Linked DNA regions of Mus musculus: region 2 is linked to region 1. Evidence: chromatin loops called from intact Hi-C (ENCODE). Cell type or tissue: left cerebral cortex. All regions are shown on one strand. Links, peaks and the distances in the headings refer to the core of each region. The heading gives the core; the rest is flanking DNA. Region 1 overlaps Unc5d (unc-5 netrin receptor D). Region 2 overlaps Unc5d (unc-5 netrin receptor D).

Region 1 (8,343 bases), core at 10-8,009:
TGGTTTGTAATTCTTTGTCCCCAGGCTGAACACTTTGAGATCAATTACCTCCCTAACTACAGCTTAACTCTGCCTTTGCCCTTCTTACATGGAGTAACTGAGGGCAAAGAGGGGAAGGGTTACCCAATGGAAGCATAGACTGCAAGGAACAAAGGAGGGTTCCAGGTTGGTTGGTAATAGGATGCACTGAGCAACTAAAGCAGAGCAGTGTACCAATAATCATCTTACACCAATCTTTATCCTTCTGAATCCATCTTGCATTAGAAGTAACTGGAAAAGAAAAAAAAATAAAAATAACAACCACAACAAGAGAAAACCAACAACAAAATACCAATAGCTCAGAAACAAACAAACAAACAAACAAAAAAAAAACCAAACCAAACCAAACCAAACCAAACCAAAACAAAACAAAACAAAAAAAAAAAAACCCAAAAACTAAGCCAGCCATTTTTTTACCAAGTATGGGCAGAAGGATAATTTTGCACCCTAGCTAAAGGAAGATGAGGGATGTCCTGGTAGGCAGGAGAGTGGGAGGGTGGCAGATGTCTTACTCTGCCTTTTAGAAACACATGTTTCAGAGTAGAGTCCTGAATTTGTACCCCCTTGAGAGACAAGACAGCCAAGAGGCCTACAAGGACTGAACATAGATAAACACAGAACTGGGCCAAACAGCAATTAGGAGAAGAAATTAACAGAGAATGCCGGAGGACTTTAGCCTCTTTTTTCCCTGTTCCCTTGATGACACATTTAGAAATAAATGTTAAAGGAACAAAATTATTCTGATGTGTTCATGCCTTGCCTACTTTTTAGACTCTGTCGTCAGACTGGCCCCAGTAGGAGCTCCAAATGGCCACTGTTTAGATTGCCATCGCCTGGGGATACCACACGTTTAAAGTTTCCTGGGAAATGCCACGGACTTTCAAATTAAATTTGCCTTAGATTTCCTTTTTAGCAAAGCTACTTTTGAAGTCCCTTAAAATACAATGCATTTGTTCTTAAATCCCAAGCCTCCGTTTGATGGAATTTGGGTGTGCAGATGGGCAAGCTCATAGTGACTAAAAAAAGGAACTGTGGGATTCTGGGATGCAAATTCACTATCATCAGGGCGACAGAATGCTACTGGTCACAGGGATAGAAATTCTGAGGTTAGGGAAAAACACAACAGCAAGAAAACACTAGCTTTCTGCCATCTGACGCTAGATAACAAATAGCTTTCCCTACTTTCCTGTGGAGTCATTGGTTTTCCACAAGGGAGGCTGTGGATATTCAGCTGAGTTTTGCATTCATGCTCAAGACAGAAGCCTGCAGGATTAATGCATTAGTTAATTCCCTGCTATCACATGCTAAACAGCTTTTTTTGAACTATACACATCAATTTGTTCTAATACTAAAGGCTCCCGCAGTAAAAAGATATGAAAATATTCAAAGTATTCTAATGCATCCCGAAGCTCTTGGGTCAGAATACTAATGCCTCCATCTAAGAGGCCATAAGTCTGTTATCTTACCATCAGAAGTCTTTCACGGGAGTCCATTTAGACAATAAATACCTGTGGATCAGGAACAGTGAGTAATATCCATTTATTTGTTGATGTGATGTCCCTCTTTGTCTGCATGTGTTGTGAAAATTCATCGCTAAGGCTAATTTCGTGCTTTAAATCAATGGATTCAGAGAAAGCCTGTGTCTATGTTTGTGTCCCTTTGTGGCCATATTGTGGTAACTAGAAGACCATCATGTGGCTGAGTGCTTGGCAATAAGAGACATCAGAATTATCTTCTTTGTGCATGCACACACATACATACATCATACCAGTGTGCATGGTTTCCACAATGTTGAATCACACAACTATCTATCAAAAGTAATTGATTATAATGTACTAGACACAAGATCACTGCACTGTGCATGCAAGGGTTCTGTGCCCTTGATAAAGAGCTCACCATACACAGAAAGCCATTTATATTTCCTTTACAGAAGCAAAAGGAATAAACTACCATTCCTTACTGGAAGTGAGCTGCAAGGTAAGCAGTGTGAGGGCATCGCCTGAAATGTTAAGGCCTTCACAAAGCAAAGACCTGAATTAGTGATTCATGAAGAAAATTTCAAAAGCAAGGGACTTCGTTCTCCCTTTCCATGTATGAACATAAAATTGAGAGGAGGAATCAACTAAGAGAGAAGAAAGATATGAACCCTATAGACAAAGAGACTGTCAGAAACAAGTACAAGCTAAACGTAGCTCTATTCAGTAATGGGATACATTCCTAAGATCTACCCTAAGACATCGTGGTACAAGAATAAAAAACGAGTGCTTCGCTATAGGATATGTTTGCAAATCAAAACTTCCTCGTGATTATGGTTAAATTGTTAGCTTGAAAATGATTTGTGACCTCAGGCAAGTTCATTTTACCTCTTAGTGCATGTTTTTTTCACTGACAGTACTGAGCTAATATAACACACCAGTTTGTACTACTTTAATGACCAAATGTACCAAATTCATATAAAAAGGCTAAAAAATAAAGTCTGATACCCAATAACTATTTTATGAGGTTTTGCTAATATGTGAGCTAATCACTTAGTCTTCTAACTAGGTAAGTAAATTTTATAAAAGATTATTAGTCTTTTATTGAATGGCTGGTTGTTTTCAGAAAGCACTGAGCAGCACATACCTTTCAGGAAAGGCAGGTAATAAGAATACCTGTGTTATGAATCATAGAAAATAAATATTTTACTATGAGACGTGCTCCAAAACAATATTGCTTTTCTCAAATTCTAAGATAAAAAGGTCAGTCTAGGACTGGAGGGATGGATGTCCCATGTGTCCCTTGCAGCAAAAGCATGAGTGTCTGAGTTCAGATCTCTAGCACCCATGTAAAGGCTGGAGATGATGGCCTGCACCTGCAACTCCAACAATGAAGAGGCAGATATCAGGAGATTATTGGCCAGGCAGTCTAGAAGAAACAATGAACTCCAGGTTCAGAGAGAGACCAAGAGGGAGGGAGAAAGAGAAAGAGGGAGGGAGAAATAGGGGGAGGGGAGAGGGGAGTAGAGGGGGAGGGGGACCAGGGGAGAGAGAGAGAGAGAGAGAGAGAGAGAGAGAGAGAGAGAGAGAGAGAGAGAGAGAGAGAGATTGACTCTGACTCTTTGTCTTAAAACATGAGCTGTAAAACAATCCAGAAAAACAGACAACATAAACCTCTGGCCCCAACATGCTCCTACGTGGGCAAATACAATCTCACACAGTGTGTGTGTGTGTGGGGGGGGTGTGTGTGTGTTCATAACAGGTAAGTGCTCTTAGAAATGGGTTGTTCACCAATTTCCCTGTGGTTTGAAAATCAAAATGTATCCTCAAACCTCTTTCAAAACTAGGTCACATAGTCTAGTTTTTATAGCATGGGCCAGTATCACACTAAAATAGCAAATGTCCTATACTATGGCACGAAATGATTTGACTTTGGAAATATCCTAAATATCTAGACATAGTTAAACCCAGAAAAGTTCTATTTAAGAATCACAACACCAGCTAAAACTTAGGCAACAAGAAGTTCTCAGATCCATAATCACACCAGGATACTGCTATAATTCAGTTCCTCAATACCTGGTGAAAGTTCCAGAATAACTAAAAGTAATAAATTTCATAAGGAAAAGACTGATATTAGCTAATGTGGACAGATGGGAAACTGCGGAGAAGGAAGGTAAGCAGGGTTGTATTCTGTAAGGACAGAGAAGGAAAAAAAATCACGAAAACAAGTCTGGAGTTGTGTCGTACAACCAAAGGCCACATCTTAGCCAGTAGACCATCTTTGTCAATGCAAGAGACCAACTCATTCATAGAAGAGAGTCTCTTGAAGAAATGCAAACATATTAAAATAATATGTGAAAACCAAGGCCTGCAGCCAAGGTTAGCAGGATAGAAGAAAGACTACAATCACTTTATGGAGTATCTTGTTTGGTTGGATGGTTGGTTGGTTTTGTTATTAAAATATATAATGGAGTACCCGAAACAAGCAAAACTGACAAAATGCTGGTATTAAATCATTCGAGTTTCCCAAATAAAGTTATAAGATCCTAACTTAAGAGGCTATATGAGAACAGGAAGAAAGCATGCATTGCTTACTGATTTATCCAAATTTACACAAAATAAATTCTTTTCAGTGAACGAACACCAAATATGGAAGACTCAAGATGCTCTGAGCTCACGCATCATGGTACAGACAGCCTGAGAGGTTCCAATCATTTGTTGTTTTTAAAAAAAATTGTGAATCATTCCATTTGTTTCCATCTCAAGCGATATCCCCATTCCCAGTTACCCCTCCATCACCCCTGAGTTCTTTCTGCCCTCTCCCCTCTCACCTGAGTTCTGTACTGGGTCATAAGTGTATAGTTATGGTGGCACAAAAAAAGGTAGCTAGAAAGAATACCAGAGGACCTGTCTAAGGCAAGAGACAAAATGGGATTATAAAGGCAAGGCTTAATAAAGGAAATTTGAGCAGTTCAATCAAGTACACACCAACTTGGAAGATAACAGCCTATGGCTTTATCTGAACCCTGTATTGAACAGGAGAAAGGCTCTTGGGTACCACTGAAGTATGCTGAGGGAAGGGAAGGTGAAGGGAAGCAGAGAGTTAGGCTTCTAATTACTCCCAGCTGCTCTGCAGCTGCTGCCCACCAGGAGGCACTAACCTAAAGTGTCAGTGACTTCAAGGAAGTTGATAACAGTGTTACCTATGTAGGAAAGTGATTATAATAGAGGCCAGTATTGTGTATGTTCCTATGATTATAGGAAGTTACGGTCATTCATCCTCTCTGTGGTTATATTTACCATCAACAGCTTTCAAAGCAACTGGAGTAAGTCTTTTTAAACATTTTTTGCAAGTCTTTTTAAAATAGTTTCCTCAAACAATCATATATATGTTATTAATTATTTCATTTACATCCCAAACTTTGCCCTCTGTTCCCCTCCATCTGCCCTCCCCTTCCCCTCAGAGAGTGTGCTTCCCCCAGTATCAGTTTCTACACAATTAGGTGCATCCTTCCCACTGAGGCCAGGCAAGGCAGTTCTGGTCTGAGGCCCCCAACACATGTGGGGTCTCAGACCAGCCTGTGTATGTTCTTTGGTTGGAGGCTTATTCTCTGGGAGTTCCCAGGGGTCCAAGTTAGTTGATAGTATTGATCTTCCTGTGGGATTGTCATCCCCTTCAGTACCTTCAATCCTTCCCCAAGCTCAGTCCAAGGCTGGGCTGTCAGTATCTGCATCTCTCTCAGTCAGCTGCTGGTAGAGCCTCTTAGGGCACAGCCATCATAGGCTCCTGTCTGCAAGCACAACATAGGGTTAATAATAATGTAAGAGTTTGGTGCCCACCCATTGGATGGATCCCAAGGAGGGCTCATCGCTGGACAGCCATTCTTCCAGTCTCTGCTTCATTTTTTGTCCCTGCATTTCTTTTAGACAGGAGCAATTTCACATACTCTTACCTAGCATGTCTCAAGCTCTTTAAATTTCTTAGTAATAAGAAATCAACACACTGGAATCCCATACTCTATTGGTCAAAAACTTTGTGTATTAACAATTAGTCTGGAGTCGTTGTTTGTTTTTGTTGTTTTTGTTTGTTCTTTCTCTGTATAGCCCAGGCTGTCCTGGAACTCACTCTGTAGACCAGGCTGGCCTTGAACTCAGAAATCCACTTGCCTCTGCCTCCCATGTGCTGGGATTAAAGGTGTGTGCCACCACTGCCTGGCTTAGTCTGGACTCTTTAATGGTGACATATAGTGTTGGTGACCAGAGTCACTAGAATTCTGAAGCCAACAGCTTTACCCATCCCCTTTCTTTTTAAATGTAAATTTTAACTTATGGCCACCATGATCCTTAAAACACATTGTTTTCTAATAGATGACAAATGATTTTGCTACTATAGGTCAAAAATTGTGCTGGAAGCAAAGGGGGAAGTAGAAGGTTAGAAGGCTCAGAAAATTTTGCAGGAGATAGAAACACCAAGGGATGTTGTCAAGGAAAATTTTAGATCTTTCAGTGAGGTAGGGTGGGATGTTTTACTTCATGGTAGAGCAATCCTTCTTCTATTTCCCATGTAATGGATCCTCAATAGAAATGCAGCAGGCAGTGGCAACAGAAAACAAGGGGAAGGAGGACAGTGCTAGATTTTTCTAATCTCTCCACCATTAAAAGGCTGGGAGGATGCATATAAATGGCTTAGGGTAATTTTTCCTGACCTGTAATCTGTCTTTCATGGAGATCCACAAGTCAGTCCACCAAAACCATGGACGACTGTAATATGACCTGGTAATTTACAGGCCGTTTTGCTTATGAGGCACATATTTAAGGACTTCAAATGTCATTTCAGTTTGAGCATATCTCCTAGAAAAGTCAACCTCCCCACCCTTTGAAAGAAGAGATAATAGACAAGGTCAATTTTAATGACTCAAAGGACAGAAAGATAATGCATATCAATAGAGAGACAGGAACATTAACTCTGGCCTGGTGCTCACCAGAGACAATGCCTTTGATGACCTGGTGATAATTTAGTGATAAGAAGCTCTCAGGTGGAGCTGCAGCTCTCATGCTAGCTAGAGGTTTGCTCTTGAACAACAATGCCCCCTGCAACTGTCTCATTCTTCATATGAAAACATAGACATGTGATGGATACACTTTTAATGGACTTCAATTCAATGGGCACCTAGTAGGTATTTATAGATTTGGTAATAAGCATTTACTATGTATTTAAGACCACTAAATAGCCTTTCTAGTTCTTTGCAGTGTAGCTTTAGGCAAAATGTTTCTTTTTTGTGCTATGGTGAGAAGTAAGCCTACCTACTCCAGAACGTATTCAAATTCAATGAGCTCCTACAGAGGACATTTACAACAGTGGCCAACAGCATCTGTACCATCATGTCTGTTCTGTGGATAACAGCAAGGAAGATGGCGCAGTAATGAGAAATACTGTGCTCAGTGTAATTCACCTATGTACCAAAGGGGAGATGTGTTAAGGTTCAAAAGGTACCTGCTCATGAAATCATAAAAAACAGCCTAGATAGAGATGAGTCCCCACTTTTGAATTTGGACAAACTCACAGGCCATTGGGATGAGTGGAAATTAACAAGCACCTGATAGGTAGAAGTTGGATTTCCTCTATAAAGCAACAGTCTTAAATATTGGAAAGCAAGTCTAATACCCTAGGAATTTACAACATAAGGTGAGCCAAGAACTAGAAACTACTAAGAAGTCCAGAAAATCTGGATGTCAAGGCATGTTTAATGAACACTCAACCCTGCAACAGGTTTTATACAATAGACTGGAACCATACACAATTCTTCCACAAAGATCTTTCAAAGACTTGAAAGGGTGGATGGGATTTATGCACAAATGAGAGTGGGTTAATTGTATAACTGGATTTTTCTTTAGTACTGAAAAAAATTGAATCCATATCTAGCATCAAATAAATGTACAAATGGTGATAAATGTTAGCATCAAAAAATCAAATTCATGAAGCACTATGTGACTTTGTATTTGATCTTGTGTAATGGGCTCTTTTAAGGTAAACAGTGAATTACATCTCAATGACTTATACAAAATGTAAAGTCTTTTCAAATATAATAAACTCTATGGACACCCAAAGATTCTATGAATTGCATGTAGCAAAGCCTTTATAGTAACTAAGAAAAAGAAACCAAATATCACTCACACTATTGAAACTAAATACAAGACTGTATTATAAAATCCTAATCAGAACAGCAATTACAAATCAGACTTTTGTTTTCACACTTATATGTAGTTTTGGAACTTTCTTAACTAGCCTTTGACTACTTTTAAGTGATGGCTCAAGACTTATGTAGTAAGCAGGATGACGTGAAGCAGATCCAACTAAGGGAACATGCCTCCTAGAATACCACAATTCCCCAGGATATGCTGTTGGATCTCACCCTAGGACTTTCTAATTCCATTCAATTGGCTGCTGGGTCACTGTACAGGGAAAACAAATTGGATTTTCTTTCTGAGGTAAAATGTTTATAGTCCCAATTAAAAAAAAAAAAAAAAACTCCACTGGAGGATTTAGAAAATAAGGAATGTAACAGGAGTTCACAGAAAATTTGAGATGTAGAAATTTCTGGTGAGTTCATACTTTAAACTACTGGGCAACAGATAGAACCATAGGCTTGAACTTTTCCACTGCTTCATGAGTGTAAGTTAATCCACTACTATGTTTCCATCTGCAAACCAAAAATAATGAAGGCACACAATACTATCTATCCATCAAGACTAATACAATGCTTCAAAGAATTGACATTAATGAGGAGCTCAGGACATATCTCATAGTAAATATACGCTTACTTTGGCA
Region 2 (8,343 bases), core at 90-8,089, 350 kb before region 1:
TGGGCTGGGGGTTGTGTTGGGGGTAGACTTTGATGTCTTATAAGCTCAAGTCTCACCAGTATGTTAGTCTCTGTCTGTTGCCTGTGGATCAAGATGTATAACTCTCAACTCCTTCTGCAGCACTATGTCTTCCTGTTTGCCACCATATTTCCCACCACAATGATAATGGACTAAACCTCTGAAACTGTAAGCTAATCCCAATGAAATCTTTTCCTTTATAAGAGTTGCTGCGGTCATGGTATCTTTTCTCAGCAAGAAAACCCTAAGCTGTATCCCTAAGAAAGGGGTGTGTATACACAGACATATGTGTGCAAGTATGTATTTAGGTGGCCTGGAATTCCTTGAAAAAAAATATTTGTTTTTAACATCTCCCAGTGTTTTACTGAGACCAAAGAAAGAAGTGAGTTTCATTACATTTAAAGGATTTGAAAGCTGTCCTCGGGAGAATAGCCTAACACCTGCCAGAATATGATAGAACAGAGTCCTCACTGAGATTTCAAATTCCCACTCATGGATCATATCCTAAAATGTCAAGAAAAGACTCTTTATTCATAAATAACTGGTAAGCAGTAATTTATGCCTGTACATTTATCTCGAAAAGTCAATAACCATCCATTTTGGTTTTTTTGCAAACTCTACATAAAACATCCAAACGGGCCATTTTGTTCAGTACAATATAACATAGCTGTTTGGCATTACCAAATATATATGTATATATATTTATAGATATGTACATGTGCTGAAAAAAGAAGCCGGTGCATCCTTGCTAAGGAGTCCATCCAAGTATTTACTGTACAACATTCAGAATTTACACTGATAATACAAGGCACAAAAAGTGTGGTATGAAGCCAAGGCCATGCTTCGCTTAGACCCTCTCCTGTGGCTTGCTCACTCCTTCAGCTTCATGTCCGAGTTAGTGTTCAGCTCTGCTTAAAATGTTATTTCATATTTTTTTTGGCTTTGAACACATCAAATGAACATTGAGAGTGGTATGGGTTTGAAAAAACTAAATGAATCATTTGAAAGAACACCCCCATGTACCTTCCCAAAATAAACAGAACAAAATGAAATAGGTTTGAAACTCTCCTTTATAGGAGGAGGGAAATATATCACCCATATTTCCAAGTTTGGGCTTAGGAAAATGAGTCAGCACTTCTCTACCTGTCCATGCTGACAATACTTCTAGGTCATGATTTATTGGAGTGTCTGTACCAATCAGACCTGGTTACGAAGAACAGAAATTCTGTTCTTCATGTGGTGTAGAGAAGGAGACAGCCGTTTCCCTGATAGTGGAATTTTGACACTTGGGTATTTCCCTGTTATCGAGAAGTTTTCTATGGGAGCAGGAAGCATCTAGGAGAGGCCCTTGTTGGGGGCTTCTGTTCTCAGCTTTTCTCCCAGGAAGCCCTGGTGGGTGTGTCCTGGTTATTCTCCATCTTTCCACTCCCCATGCTTGGCAACAAAGGAACATTAGAATTGCTGTCTCCACATTTGAGCAGAATGCTTGTGTTTTGGGAAAGGGTCTTGTGGCATGACATTTGGCTTATTCCCTTTAAATATCATGCATTCATCAGAACTCTAGTTGGTTCATTACTGACTAGAAATGTATCCAATTTTAAGGTTATTGTACAACTTTCCCAATTCTGGAATTTCGGTCTGAATCATTTCTTTTCTTTTCTTTCTTCTTCTTTTTTTTTTTTAATGAGTCAGATAAATTTGAAACAAAGGGGCATATTCATTATACCCATGCCTTTAGTGAAAGTATTTGACACATATTTCTATTCCCAAAAAGAAAGTCATTAGCAGGTTCTCTGATATATAATAGAATCAAATGGTGGAACTTTGTGGAAAAAAGATATAACTCCTGCTGAAGTTAATACTGATAAGGGGCAGGGAGCTTAGGCCTGTCGAGGATGCTTCCTGCCTTTTTTTTTTTTTAATCTTTGGGTTCAGATACATGGTTCAGATACATGGTAGGTTCGAAGACATGAAGTTGCAACGTTACTGTCTTAGGCCCACTTCGTGAGGACACCCCAAATCCATGATCTTCACAGCAAAAGGAAAAAAAAAAAGCAATGAGGAGCTGCCTCAAAAACCACAATTATTCTATGCAAGATAAACTTCCTACTTCTGATCACAGTACTACACACTAGTGACTAATAGCCAGGCCTGGCGCCATCCCCTTTGATTCTCAGGGAAAAAAAATTACAGCATATAAATTGCCATTTCAGTTTTGTTGGTGACCCTGTAATGGGGATGTGAGGAGTCCACAGTAGACACTGGCTCTCCTAGAGTTGCTTCTGGAAAAGACACCACATGCTGTCAATACAGCCAAACAGCTTTGTCACCGCAGCTAGTGAAAGAGTTTGGAAAAGAAACACAAAATATGCAACACATCTAAGATTAGTAACAGTTTCACTTTTGTGACATTTGACAAAATACAGTTTTGCTTGTTGTAGTTCAGAAAAACTCTATGCGGACAAAAACAGTGGCAACTATTGAAACGGTGGCCATTCAAGTCTTGGCCCAAAGCATCAATGTTCAAATACAGCTCTATGACAATGAACACCAAAGGGCTAATAAAATGTGGTCACCATCGGTAAGCCCACGCTTTTGTTCTTGCAGGTGCTGTGACTGTCACCTGTAGTCCAGGCTTTGGGAGTTACTAAGTGTTCAGGTTCTGCAATGCTTCATGAGCAATAGAATGAAAATGGGCCGCGCAGTAGGCCAGAGAGGCACGTTTTTCAGCTCCTTCCTCATTTCTGCTGGAATAAAGACCTCAGAGAGTGTTGCCTTAGCATGCCTGATAGCTCTATCATTCAACACATTTACAGAGGCCAGGCAGACCAAGAAACTGAAAATATCTGAAAGGAAAAATCTAAAACAGAAACATATCCAAAGATGTTGTTAACATTCTGAAAGTCACAGGTAAATTCGGTCAAAATGTATAAAACCATTCACGCCATTTTAATTTTCTAGCTTTGCTTTTCATGTTTGATATTTAGAGGGTTTTTTTGTTTGTTTGTTTTTTGTTTGTTTGTTTGTTTGTTTTGTCCAGGAAACAAAATCACTGTAATAAATATTTTACTCCAAAGAGAACCCTGTGTGATTGGACTTAATAGTCCTTCTCATAGCCAAATGAATGAAGAGGAAGAAGAAAAAAAAATACCAGGACCACAGCAGTTGGAGATAAAAATAAGAGAAAAGTTCCTCTCTTTAAAGGAAACTATCTCAATTCCCTTCATCCCTTACAAAAAGGCCAATAAAATTTTGTGGAAGTACATCTGAGTTTTATGAGTCTACCCGCACTGGTGAATGAAGGTAGCATTTAAAACCACAGAACAAGTTTCCTTTTGGATTAAAGAATGCAAATGTAAACTACTCAGACTGTGTATGTGGAGTGGTAGAGACTGTAAATTAACGTAATGCTGCTGTAGTCTAGCAAACCTGTGGATCTCACCATTTTTGTGGCAAAATTTAAACTCATATTTAAAGTATAGATTTAATGTCTCCAAGCACTGAGAAATTTGGCATTGAGTAGGATTGTTTTTGTAAAAAATTTATGTTTTTAAGTATTTAAGGACACTTTTAATTTTTGTTTTATCTTGCACTAGGACAGTGACACTTCCGAATTTAGCGCCCAGAGTAATGTGGAAACCTCTTCCAGGATGGGCATTTGAGCTGTGACAGGTGAAAGTCATGCAAAAGCTTGGGGTCACAGTGAGTCATTGCATGTTCAAGTGTGAGCTAAGCCTTGAGACCTGCAGACCCTCCCTGGACACACACAATCCCTTGGTCTGTAAATCTCACAGACCAGGATTCTCTTTGAAATTTCACTGTAAAATATTATACCACAACCCTGGCATTCAAAGACCACAGAATGTGACATATTTATTTTAAAATCCTGTGTAGCATCCTAGCAGAAATAAGATAGATATAAAGAAGGAAACATAAAAAGTCAAGGGGAACCTCACTGAACCATGGTCTGGGATGTGAGGTGACTCCTGTTGACGCCTCCCTTATTACCTCATGTGATATTATGATCAAGTGCACTTATAAACACAGGCCAAAAAAAAAAAAATCAAACAAACAGAACACAAAACCTGAATCTAATGGGGGCAACTGCAGACACATGGGACCAACCTTCATGCTGTTCCTGCTACCTCACCTTAAAATAACCTACACAGATGCCAGGACAGTTACAATTTTTTATCTGTTTATAATATTATAAAAAAGCTGTTAAAAATCTACAAAGAACGTGTGTAGGTTCACAAAACATATAAACAATTATAAGGCCAATTGGAAGGGAAAGAAGAGAAGTGGATAGGGTAGGAAATGTAAAACAAAAATCTTCCACATAGATGTTAATATAGGATCTCTCTAGAGTGTGTTGCAAATAGTTTGTTACCTAACAAGTGATGCCGATTCTGCCCGCACCCGACCCTACTGTTCATCGTCATCTGGTTTGTAGCTCATCAACCATTTACATCTCTTCTCCCAGAAACTCTATCAGTGATGCCAAGAAGTTCTATATGCCTTTTCTCTTTCTTCTTCACAAGGATGAATAAATAACTTGAGTCTAAGGGAAAATGGTGTTCTCCTGATCCAGATATGGCATTCTGACTAAGTCTGTCAGTTCGAAGATGATTCATTTGTTCAATAGAGTAAGCCTTTCATTCCTGAGCAAAGCAACCCGGGTTCTTTTGATTTGCACACGGCAAAGCCTTTTATGTGATATGGAGGACCTGATATATCACATGCTCGTTAGATAAAAATAGCTAACACATTCAAGAATTCTTCAATGTCTGTTCCAAGGGGTTATAACGTCAACCTGAATTTAGGTATTTCCACTTGGGAAGAGGTTGCGAGCATTTGTTTTCACACAAAGGACCTATAAAAACAATAGCATGTCATGTCCTCATTCCCAAGGATTCTTTTTTGTCCTATTTCTGATCATGCTTTTTCAAACGTAATCATCCTCAAAAAAAAAAAAAGCTAAGTAGCTGCCTGGAAGTTAATGTAGGTGGTTGGCTTGGGTTGTCCTCCTTGTGGGCAGTTACTGAAAACTTCCTCCAGAAGAAGAGTATATCTGTTCATCTTCAGTCTCTCAGAATATTGGTCAAAATGATGTATTCAAATATAAAAGTGTCGTAAAATATAAGATGAAGCTTGTGAATAATCTACAGATTTCAATTCTCTAAAATACTATTGGTGTGTGTGTGTGTGTGTGTGTGTGTGTGTGTGTGTGTGTGTATGTAACTTAAAATGAAAGCTATGAGTTAATACTGTTAAGGAGAAAGTACACATGGTGTGGCTAGGCAGTCAGAGCACAGAAGTCTCTCTGAATGATGCGTATGGTTCCTAGGAAAGTGTGGTAGGGTTCTCTTCCTTGGAGACATTTATTCACTCACTCACTCACTCACTCACTCACTCACTCACTCACTCACTCAGGTGTTACTCAGAAAGGCTATCAGGTAAGTTTCCGAGAGACGATGGCAGGAGGTCCTAAAGCCCTATTGAAACATACTATGACAGCATAGTACAAAAGTTTAGAAGATTTCCAGAATCTGGATCAAAAAACACAGCAAAACACATTTCTTATGTGAAAAATGTTGGAGAACTTGGGTTAATTACCCATCTCCTAAAATCAGCGCTTACTCAAAGCCTGGGACATCTGTAGTCTATATATTTTCCTGGACCTTGTATAGCCTCTCTTATCAACACTCCATAGAATAAGTCATATTATAACAGCACTCTGACATTAGAGTGGCTTGGCTGGGAACAGAGATTGTTTGTCCTGCTCTGTTGAGTTAAAGGAAGTATGTTTCCATATTGAAATGAATAACTATGTTCTTTACTGTCTCCATACTGCAATCTTTTAGGATAGGAGAGAAATGAGTTTTGTCTCGGGAGTGGGTGGGTGGGGGATGAAGGTGAGGTACCAAGAACTAGTTTGAGGTCTATCTCCCTTCTTGATCTTGTCTCTGTTAAGTGACTCATATAATAAGTGCTGGTGTCATGTACTCAGATTCTAAATTCTAAATGCCCTCCCTGACATTGATGACATCTTACTAATAAGTTGGCAATCTGCTTTCACTTCTGAAAGCTAGTCTTATTATGATTTCCAACCTCTGGGATGCCAGTCGGTTGGAATCTGAAAATCTGGTCTCAGGATCATCTGGCCCGTGGGGCAAGTCATTAAAAACCTGTTTCCAAGCATGCACTTAAATCTCTGCCTTCCCGGCTTTATTGTTGTGTATCTGGTTTTCAAAACTACTTGTATCTACAGATACCTTCACTTTTTAATCCTCGGCAGTCTGAATTTGAGGAGCATATCCAATGTCTACCCATGTGTGGATTCAGAGGGTATAGCGGGGTTCTCTTTTTCCCCCACCGTTAACATGTTTTTACCTATATCAAACTCCTTTTCTTCATCCAGGGTTTCTCACTGACTCTCAATAAAGGCTGAGTTCCCCCCCAAATGCCCCGGGGCAGAAATCTGCCCTGTCTTCCCCACTTGAAGCCACTGCTCTGAAGCAGGCCATCACTAGTGCTGCCTCCGGAGAAGAAACAGACTAGAGTCCATTTTGCCTGCTGTAGTTGAAGTCAGCATCATCAATCTGTGGCTCTGTGATGTTGGATAGTTTCGTGTGTGTCCTCCCAATCTCCTCAAGGGCACAGGCGAGCGAGTCGAGGTCCCCATCCTGCTGATGACGAGCTTCCCAGAGGTTCAAAATGACAGCGGAAGGGCTGCTTTGGGTAGCGAAATATGATAAATTCCTAGAGGAAACAAAACAAAGGAGAAATAAATAGGCACGATAAGACAAATGATCTCTGTAAAGAAGTCAGAATTAAGTTTAACGGTTTATTTATTTATATGTATATGTTTGGGCTTGTTTACGTCAAGTTGACCACATGCATGCAGGTACCCTAATGAGACAAAGAGAGTGTTGGCTCTCCTGGAATTGTAGTTACAGGCAGCTAAAAGCTGCCATGTGGGTACTGGGAACCAAACCCAGGTCATCTGCGCAGCATTATGTGCCATTAACTGCTAAGCCATCTCACCAGCCCCTAAAATGACCTTTAAAGGGCAGCAATAAGATAGTGGTGGAAAGTTACACAGAGACAGGCCTGAAGCTGTCTGGTTTGTCTCCCAATGCTATATAATATAGCCATATGTGAGAACTATTCTAGTGCTTTCTTCTTTTGGATCTTCCCATGGTTTTTCCCTTTCTTAAGCTACACATGTGAACATATATGTATGTTTCCCTGTTCACTGGTCTCATGAAATATTCTTTTGCACTAGTTTATATGAAGTAAATTCATTCCTTGTTTTTTTCAAATATTTTCCTCCCCATGTCCTCGACAAATATAATAACTGCCAAGGTTCTGTCTTCAATTTCTGGCCACTCCTCCTTTGGTGCTAAATGTCTCCTTCCCATTTTCTTGGCTAATTAAACTGTTAATAGGGTTTACTATTGACTTAGGTGTGGGTGTAATACCTATCTATCTACTACTTCAACCTTAGTGGATGAGAAATTCTCACTTCAATATCTCCAAGTGACTAACTGTAAGAACTGGTATTTATCATCCTTTTTCTGATTCCTTACCCAAGGATATTAGTTTGTTACCCTTCCTCTTTGTTGTTTCTTCCTTTGATAAACTCACCAGCTTTTTCTTTCTACTCTAGGGGACAGACTTCACTTATATATCAGCATGTTAGGACAGTAAAGGACTTGGAACTCTGTTGCCAAAATCTTGAACACATACTGTATTGCTACATTCTATTTTCAAGTCATAAGAAATCCTGTGTTCATGCCTATCATAGTATGACCTCAATGAAACTATGGAGATTACACAAACACACACACACACACACACACACACACACACACACAACTTCCCCTTCATCTAACACCCTACTCTGTCTTCATTCTTGACTACAAAACTCTGAAAGCTAGAGATCATATTTAATCATTGGCCGAATCTTCCATAGCATTTATCATAATACTGTGACAGGCATTTATTCAACATCCATTAGCTGACATTAACTGAGTAATTGATTCTTACATGTCTTTTCCAGATGATATAGCATCTTCAGTGAAAGAAAAAAAAATGAACCCTAACCTTTTGGACAATAACTTTGCTATGATGAGGACTAAGAAGCACAAAGGATTAAAGGTCAGTGTTTGTCATGGGGACTTTTAAAGTTAGGACAGAAATGTCATTCCCAATGAAATTTTAGTGTTTTGGGAAGAAACTGTTTGCAGAACACTTTCTATTTTGAAGAGAGCAGCACTTTCTACCAGTATTTCCAACGTACAATCACAAAGTGGGATCTTA

What was found. A loop is a pair of places that touch in the nucleus more often than their neighbours do. Peaks named below come from ENCODE experiments on the same cell type or tissue, not always from the same donor. Only the 100,000 strongest peaks of a DNase experiment are listed, where the experiment ranks them.
Region 2: a loop joins it to region 1, with 2.8 times the contacts of the local background. A loop is called at or near these places in 2 of 42 quality-filtered maps.

Annotation. Positions count from the first base shown.
Region 1 is chr8:28,991,774-29,000,116 of GRCm38, forward strand. All of the region lies in intron 1 of Unc5d (unc-5 netrin receptor D), which reads right to left. Among named protein-coding and RNA genes, the nearest start is that of Unc5d, 220 kb to the right of the region's middle. In left cerebral cortex, for the core only: a CTCF peak has its summit at 4,650 (motif pointing right); DNase peaks (open chromatin) are centred at 564 and 985; H3K27ac peaks cover 1,216 bases.
Region 2 is chr8:28,646,193-28,654,535 of GRCm38, forward strand. It overlaps Unc5d (unc-5 netrin receptor D), which reads right to left. Exons shown (of 18, transcript NM_153135.3): 18 at 525-6,780. The coding sequence ends at 6,576. Among named protein-coding and RNA genes, the nearest start is that of Gm32505, 48 kb to the right of the region's middle. In left cerebral cortex, for the core only: a CTCF peak has its summit at 5,037; DNase peaks (open chromatin) are centred at 489, 961, 1,398, 4,646 and 1 more place; H3K27ac peaks cover 2,077 bases.